2 separate regions of the Homo sapiens genome follow, and region 1 is linked to region 2. A link is an interaction called in ENCODE POLR2A ChIA-PET data of the cell type or tissue named here. Cell type or tissue: B cell. All regions are shown on one strand. Each heading gives the region's core, and the rest is flanking DNA. Links, peaks and the distances in the headings are about the cores only. Region 1 overlaps MARCHF7 (membrane associated ring-CH-type finger 7). Region 2 overlaps LY75-CD302 (LY75-CD302 readthrough).

Evidence for each region. Peaks named below come from ENCODE experiments on the same cell type or tissue, not always from the same donor. Only the 100,000 strongest peaks of a DNase experiment are listed, where the experiment ranks them.
Region 1: POLR2A ChIA-PET joins it to region 2 with 7 read pairs; 9 of 35 experiments call an interaction of 5 or more read pairs at or near these places.

The regions. Positions count from the first base shown.
Region 1 is chr2:159,726,208-159,730,590 of GRCh38, forward strand. MARCHF7 (membrane associated ring-CH-type finger 7) reads left to right here. Exons shown (of 12, transcript NM_001282805.2): 4 at 2,802-2,968. The coding sequence starts at 2,816. Among named protein-coding and RNA genes, the nearest start is that of MARCHF7, 16 kb to the left of the region's middle. In B cell, for the core only: no CTCF peak of the experiment used is centred there; no DNase peak of the experiment used is centred there; H3K27ac peaks cover 742 bases.
Region 2 is chr2:159,780,435-159,784,839 of GRCh38, forward strand. LY75-CD302 (LY75-CD302 readthrough) reads right to left here. Exons shown (of 38, transcript NM_001198760.1): 34 at 2,925-3,035; 35 at 448-564. CD302 (CD302 molecule) reads right to left here. Exons shown (of 6, transcript NM_014880.5): 2 at 2,925-3,035; 3 at 448-564. Among named protein-coding and RNA genes, the nearest start is that of CD302, 16 kb to the right of the region's middle. RefSeq lists an enhancer at 4,369-4,405. In B cell, for the core only: no CTCF peak of the experiment used is centred there; no DNase peak of the experiment used is centred there.

The sequences.
Region 1 (4,383 bases), core at 384-4,383, 54 kb before region 2:
TCCAGATACAGGTTTTGTTTTGTTTTGTTTTGTTTTGTTTTGTTTTGTTTTGTTTTGTTTTGTTTTGTTTTTTGATACCGAGTCTCGCTCTTGCACCCAGGCCAGAGTGCAGTGGCACGATCTCTGCTCACTGCAAGCTCCGCCTCCCGGGTTCACGCCATTCTCCTGCGTCAGCCCCCTAAGTAGCTGGGACTACAGGCGCCCGCTACCACGGCCGGCTAATTTTTTGTAATTTTAGTGGAGACGGGGTTTCACTGTGTTAGCCAGGATGGTCTTGATCTCCTGACCTTGTGATCCGCCTGCCTCAGCCTCCCAAAGTGCTGGGATTACAGGCATGAGCCACCGCCCCCGGCCAGATACAGGTTTTAATTTAACAACTTGCTTTCCAGCCACATGCACCATTACCCCCAACCTGTTGTTATTTTTTTGTGATAAAATACAGAGAACATAAAATTTTACCATCTTAACCATGTTTGTGTACAATTCAGTATTATTGGATATATTCATAATGTTGTGCAAACATCACTATCATCTATCTCCATAATTCTTTTCATCTTGTAAAACCAAAATTTCATACTCATTAAACAACTCCCCATCCCCTGCCAACCACCAATCTTCTTTCTCTATGATTTGACTATAATTATTTTTAATGTATCTTTTCTCTGTTTAGTTATATAAATACTTACCATTGAATTACATTTGTCTACAGTATTCAGTACAGGAACATGCTGTAAAGATTTGCTGCCTAGAAACAATAGGTTATACTATATAATCCAGGTATTAGACTATACCATCTAGGTTTGTGTATGTACACTATTATTTTTGCACAGTGAAGAAATCACCTAAAGACGCATTTCTTAGAATATATTCCTGTTCTTGAGTGATGCATAACTATGCATACAATACAATAATATTCAGCCTTAAAAAAGGAAGGAAATTCTGGCATATGGTACAATATAGATGAACTTTGAGAACATTAGGGTAAGGGAAATAAATTTGCCAATCACGAAAAGACAAATATTGTATGATTCCACTTATATGAGATACAGTCAGAGGCCTTGTAAATCCTTGCCTCAGAATATTTTAAAAGCTTTTTAAGGCTGGGCACGGTGGCTCATGCCTGTAATCCCAGCACTTTGGGAGGCCGAGGCGGGCAGATCACGAAGTCAGGAGATCGAGACCATCCTGGTTAACATGGTGAAACCCCGTCTCTACTAAAAATACAAAAAAATTAGCTGGGCGTGGTGGCGGGAGCCTGTAGTCCCAGCTCCTTGGGAGGCTGAGGCGGGACAATGGCGTGAACCCAGGAGGTGGAGCTTCCAGTGAGCCGAGATCGTGCCACTTCACTCTAGCCTGGGCAACAGAGTGAGACTCCGTCTCAGAAAAAAAAAGCTTTTTAAATTATAGTAGTAACGTGCTTATAGTAGCACTGTTACAACTCCCAAGTGGAAACAATCTAGCGTACATTCATGGTAGAATGGGAAAATAAATTGTGTGCCATATGGTGGAATGCTATGTAAAGAAATTAGAGTGAACTGAAGACTGCATGCAACAACACAGATGAATCTCACAAATATAGTGTTGAGCAAATGAAGTTGGACACAAAAGAGTACTTATTGTATGATTCCGTTTATACGTATTTAATAATCAGGCATAGGTAATCATTACTTTCGTCGTGGGTTTAGAAATGTTTAGTGAGGAAAACTTGGAAATTATTAATCTATAAAGTGGAAAGCACTCAGTTCCACAAAATAACATTTTGTTTTTTTCTTAGAAGTTTTATTCATTTTATTTGCATAAATAGAATCATACTGTATGTGTAGTTTTATAGATTGACCTTTTTACTTAAAATGTTACTTTCCAATAGTACCATAAACAATCTTTGAAAACATTTTGAGAAACACTTTATTAGCTGTGTGATCATGTGCAAATTGCTTAACCTCTCAGTGCCTGTTTTCTTATTTATAAAGTGGAGATAATATAGTACCTGTCTCACAGGGTTGGTCTGGAGAGTCAGTGAACTAACAGATAATCAGAAGGTCTTTACTGTCAGACCTTGCATATAATACTTAATAAATATCAGCTATTGCTATTATTTTTGTTATAATTAAGAGATCCTATGAGTGGTAAATAAAAAGAAAGTTCATTCATTCTTACTTGTGTTTATTGAGTACCTATTGTATCCCAGGCAGTGATTTTAAAATACTTTAAATGATTCTGACCTAGAAAATTCATTGTTGAGATGGGGAAATAGAAAGGTAAACAAATTACAATGCATAGTAGTATCAAAAGTATGTATGAAGTAGAAACATATACAGAGAAGAAAGGTACTTGTGTTTAAACAGATGACCAAGAATTGGGTGGGGAATGTATAGACTTTCCAGGCACATATAAAGGTTTGTAAGAACATAGTGTGTTAAGGGGTATGCAAATAGTACAACAGGTATGATCATTGAACACTAAAAATAGAGAATACCAAGAGAGTCAAGGACAAATTCATGTAGAATATGTAATAGACAAAATTGAGTAAGGAAAAGAGCCCAGATTTTGGAAACAACAGACCTCAGAGTTCTTCATTCCACTTTTACCATGTTTGTTTGCTTCCTTTTATGGACGATAGGAAACCTTTGATGAACTTCTGCTTTGCGGAAGAGAAGTGGTGATCATTTCACAATTTACGTTGTCAGATATGGTTAATTTGTATGGTTAATTTTTTATTTGAGCTGATGATTAAGGAGGATTAAGCATTAAAGGCTTTCATATTTTCCCAAAGGCAATTAATGAAAATTTTTATTTCACAGAAAAATCTTTAAGAATGGAGTCTAAACCTTCAAGGATTCCAAGAAGAATTTCTGTTCAACCTTCCAGCTCCTTAAGTGCTAGGATGATGTCTGGAAGCAGAGGAAGTAGTTTAAATGATACCTATCACTCAAGAGACTCTTCATTTAGATTGGATTCTGAATATCAGGTAACATTTTTATTTGGAATATATGTATACAGCCTTTTTCAAAATCCCTAGGGCCACTCTTTTGGGGGTATTTAAAAAATGTGTTAGCTGGATCTGAGGCATCCTGTAATCAAAACCAATATATATGTAGCAAAATGAATAACATTTTTCAAACTTTTTGGACTTCAGAATTATGGATAACAGATTGTAACCTCATATAAAATCATACTTTTGCGCTGGGAACGGTGGCTCACGCCTGTAATCCCAGCACTTTGGCAGGCTGAGACTGGCAGATCATTTGAGGTCAGGAGTTCGAGACCAGCCTGGCCAACATGACGAAACCCCGTCTCGACTAAAAATACAAAAAAATTAGCTGGACATGGTGGCACACACCTGTAATCCCAGCTACTTGGGAGGCCGAAGAGGGAGGATTGCTTGAACCCAGGAGGTGGAGGTTGCAGTGAGCTGAGATCATGAGACTGCACTCCAGCCTGGGTGACAGAGTGAGACTCCATCTCAAAAAAAAAAAAATGCTTTCCAAAGACTTGGAAAACCTTGTACGTAAAAACATAAGTATAAATTTAACTAAACTGGTCAATCAATGTGAATGGCTTTGTCAGAGGAACAAAAACTGTACCTCCTTTCCCTCTAAGATCACACTGATTCATCTGACTTTTCTCTGCATATACACAAAGCAGTGGTGAAATAACAAATGTTAAGTGTTTTTCTGTGAGATTATAACTTCTAAATATTTTGCTTTGAATGTTGAATAATTTTTAAATTAACAGGTTATCTTTTTATGAAAGTGCTAAAAGTCTTTTACATGAATTTTTAAATTTGATTTTTATGGTGAGTAATGAGTTTGTATTGGTATGTCCATCTACTCTTATGTAGCTAGTTTTCGTTAGGACCACAAGCTTTTTGTTTTGTTTGAAACAGGGTTTTGCTATGTTGCCCAGACTGGTCTCAAACTCTGGCTCAAATGACTCTCCCACCTCATTCTCCTGAGTAGCTGAGATTATAGGCACATGCCCACCATGCCTGGCTAGTTCTTTGGCTTTTGAAATGGCTTATCATTGTAGCAAATTTAAGCTCATTGCATTTTTGGCTGAATGTTATAATTAATGTTTGATTTGCAAAAGTCTGATGTTGAGGTAATCTAAAAGAATCCTTTGAAAATTTCTTTGTGTTAAGTATTTATATATTTATATGTTATGTGATCTGATATATGACAAAGTCTCATAAAAATGTTCGTACACAGTAGTAAGCATTCTTTAAGATATTCAGAGCAAGACTGAAGTAAAAAACAAAACAAAACAAAAAATGAAAATGCTCATATCTACTACCCATTTCTTAATTGACTTTATATGAACTGTTTACCTGGTCTCTATTTTATTTTAAACTGCAGCTCAGCGGAACCTAGTCTCATTTTAAAT
Region 2 (4,405 bases), core at 268-4,267:
AGAAAAATAGTTAAATATTAATAGTAACCTTAGTAATTTCATTTCATTTGAAAATGTTTACATATGTACTTTTATATTTGTACATATGTACTTTGTCTACAGTAATGATAAATATGTTTATATAATAGAACCGTGATAATTTAGTCTATCCTTAGCCTATTAGTTGCAGACACTAATACTTACCTTTATGATCATGCTATATTACAAAAATACTGAGCCTTAGAGCCACATTTTAATCCAGACAAGAATCAACTGTGGCTTTCATCTGTGTAACTCATTGAGCTATGCAGATACAAGCTGTGGTATGATCATAGGTGCACACTGAAAATTTAACACCTGGAGGCCACAGGAATCATCAACTTGAACCAGAGAATTGAAAAGCCATCAGTTTTGCTACATTAAAAAAAGAACAACAAAGTCACGTCCCACGAGGTAAATATCACTTACCATCTGTGTCATAAAACATGCCTAGTAGGATATCATCTGGGCCTTTCCATTGCTTTTTCAAAGTATCCAGTATAAAAGCATTTTCTTCTTCATTATGTATGCTTATCATGTCCGCTCCTGAAATTATTTTAAAGAGAAAAAAAGTCAGCATATTCCAGAATCAGTGAAAATCACTAGGTACATAAAAATAATAAATAGTTGCTTAACTTTCTATATATATTAGAGCTGGACAATAAACTTTGATCTTACAGTTCATACAAGCTAATAAGGTTACAGGGACATGTCTTGGCTCTCAGCCTCTAATATGATTTATGTCATTGAAATTATGTTTATGTCTCAGTATACTTTACATAATTTTTTTTAAGGGATGGAAAATAGTTGTAGGGGCTGGGCGTGGTGGCTCATGCCTGTAATCCCAGCACTTTGGGAGGCTGAGGCGGGTGGATCACCTGAGGTCAGGAGTTTGAGACCAGCCTGGCCAACATGACGAAATCCTGTCCCTACCAAAAAAAAATAAAATAAAATAAAATTAGTTGGGTCTGGTGGCACCCACCTGTAATCCCAGCTACTCAGGAGGCTGAGGCAGGAGAATTGCTTGAACCCAGGAGGTAGAGGTTGCAATGAGCTGAGATCACACCACTGCACTCCAGCCTGGGCAACAGACTGAGACTCCATTAAAAAAAAAAAAGGGAAAGAAAGAAAGAACAAATGAAAAGAGAGAGAAAGAAAGAAAAGAGGAAGAAGAAAAAGGAAGAAAGGAAAGAAAATAGTTGCAGGGGAAAACTTGTTTTAAAAATATTCTAAGACCAGCAAAATTGCTATTATTTTATTTCAACTGCCTTGAAATAAAACCATATTGGCATGTTGGAAATTTCGTCTTGTTTTCACAGAGCCAATGTTCATGTAAGACTTTTTCAAAGGGAAACAACATATATGTATTAAGTACTATGTGGCGCTTTAATAAGATTAATAACTTTGGTGTTTACATTTATTCCTTCTATAATAAATGTATATGATTTTGATTAAGGTATCCCTAGTACAATTTGATACATTCTTCCAAATGTTATTGTTGAAGAATATAACAGTAATAAAAAGCACCTTTAGGCTGGGCATGGTGGCTCACACCTGTAATCCCAGCACTTTGGGAGGCTGAGGCAGGTGGATTGCCTGACCTCAGGAGTTCGGCACCAGCCTGGTTAACGTGGTGAAACCTTGTTTCTACTAAAAATACAAAAAATTAGCCAGGTGTGGTGATGCACCCCTGTAATCTCAGCTACTCGGGAGGCTGAGGCAGGAGAATCACTTGATCCTGATCACAAGGTCAGGAGACGAGACCATCCTGGCCAACAGTGAAACCCCGTCTCTACTAAAAACACAAAAAATTAGCCGGGCCTATTGGTGGGCGCTGGTAATCCCAGCTACTCGGGAGGCTGAGGCAGGAGAATGGCGTGAACCCGGGAGGCGCAGCTTGCAGTGAGCCGAGATCACGCCACTGCACTCCAGCCTAGGCGACAGAGCGAGACTCCATCTCACAAAAAAAAAAAAAAAAAAAAAAAAAGACATTTTTTTGGCTGGATGCAGTGGCTCACACCTGTAATCCCAGCACCTTGGAAGGCCAAGGTGAGAGGATCACTTGAGGCCAAGAGTTTCAGACCAGCCTGGGCAACATAGTGAAACCCTGTCTCTACAAACAAACAGATAAAATAGCTAGCGCACGCCTGTAGTCCTGTCTATTCAGGGGGCTGACATGGGAGGATCACTTGAACCCAGGAGTTCAAGGCTGTAGTGAGCTATGATCATGCCACTGCACTCAAGCCTGGGGGACACAGCAAGACCCTGTCTCAAAAAAAAAAAAAAAGACACTTCAAATATTTTACAATGTGATGTTATAAATCTATTTCCTAGAGAACACTGAGTGTATGGTCTAGCAAATAGCCTTTTTATAATTTTTCCTTAATGTACTCTTCTTTACTACAGTCTTACTTCATGGTCCTATGTAATCTGACTTCAGCACTTTCCAGGCAGAATAACTAAGTGATTAAGAACTCTAAGCCTAAAATCCAACAGATCTGGGTTAAAATCCTGGCTTTGTCAATTATTTCCTGTGTAAGCTTGAACAAATAACTGAAGTTAATTTCATCTCTCAATAAAATGATAATAATACACTACTTGATAGGTTTGTTATGATAAAGCCAGGTAAAGTATATGAGGTGCTTAAGCACAGTGCCTGGCACAGGATATGCATGTTAAATAGACCCTGCTTTGGACAATATTGTCCAACAACTGTCTTCCAACTCCAGGATTAAATATATACCCAATTCCACTGCCTGTAGCTTGTGTGTTGTCAAATAAAAGTTGTACATTAAATCTCAGGACCCAGTTAAAAGTCAGATGTGACAAAATCAATTTTTAAAGAAATTAATGAACACTGTTCACTAATTTGTGAAAAAACAAACAGAAAAGAATAAGCCTTTTACCATGGTCAGTACACTGATTTCTGACATCCTCTATGCTTTCTACTTTGATGGCTTCTTGGAGAAAAATGTAACAACTGTCTTGGAACTGAATCCAAGTAGATGAAGGACAGTCTATGTAGAAAAAAGAAGAACACTGTTAAATAACTTGAGAAAAAGAATTACATGAATTCCCAAAGATAAGGATATTAGATACTAAATTTTCACACACACACAAAGGCAATTTCCTTTGTTAAATCTTTATTAAAATAAGAAATCAACCAGTGTAACAGGAATTTGTTTCTCTCCATTATTCATACGGGAAAAGAGAAATGTGCCAATGATTCTCTTCTGACTTTACAGAGCAAAGATACAAGTTTTTAGGTTGTTTAGGAATTCAGACATGTAAATTAGTGTTATCACCAAGGCAACAAACTATCTAGAAGACAGCCAATCAGGATTACACACTTCTCTTTGAAGGTTATCTTTGCAGTATTTAACAATTTCAAAAGTCTTAAGACTTTTACAAGGCCCTGTTGTTCAAATTATACCTCCAAGAACAGAGAAAAGAAAAACAAGTTGCTAGCCTATAAATATTCACACAAGTTTTCATATTGCACAGGAAAACAAGATTGATGTTCTTATGAATGTTCTTAATTTAACACCTCATCAAAGTAGATTATTTGAGGTAGTTCAATGAAATAGAACCATAACTCTTCCTCTACTGCTCTAAAGGGACATCTCCTTCACCTCTATCTTAGTCTCTTTTTATTATAAAGATTTGCATTTTTAAGCCTAGGCTCTAGAATTTAATTGGTTAGTATTAAAAGCAAAAGTAACCCTGCAAGAGTTGATTTCACTGGCCAAAATGGAAAGAGAATTTTACTTAATTCCAGTGAATAAAGAAGTACAAAGCAGTAAGCGTCCATATTCTGTTAGGTTTGTATATAGGTAAAAATCTTAGTGATTTCATCTATATAAATATGTAGCAATTTTATGTTTTAAGTTCTGCTTTTTTTTTTTTTTTTTTTTTTTTTTTGAGACAAGATCTTGTACTGTCGTCCTGGCTGGAGTGCAGTGGCGCGATCTCAGCTCACTGCAGCCTCTGCCTCCTGGGCTCAAGGGATCCTCCCACCTCAGCGTTCCGTGTAGCTGGGACTGCAGGTATGTGCCACCATGCCCGGCTAACTTTTGTATTTTTTGTAGAGACAAGGTTTCGCCACGTTGCCCAGGCTGGTCTCAAACTCCTAAGCACAAGCGATCCACCCGCCTTGGTCTCTTAAACTGCTGGAATAACAGGTGTGAGCCACCACGCCAGGCCTAAGTTCTGCATTACCTTTTTAATATAAACAAGTAGAAGCAAGCCCTACCACAAAGATCAGAATTTACCAATCAGCTACATTAATCTAAATTAATTCAACACTCTCAAGTTTACTAAGCTCAGAATATGGCAGAGAGCATTGGTTGTCCCCAGTACTGACCTCAGCTTCTTATATAGCACAGAG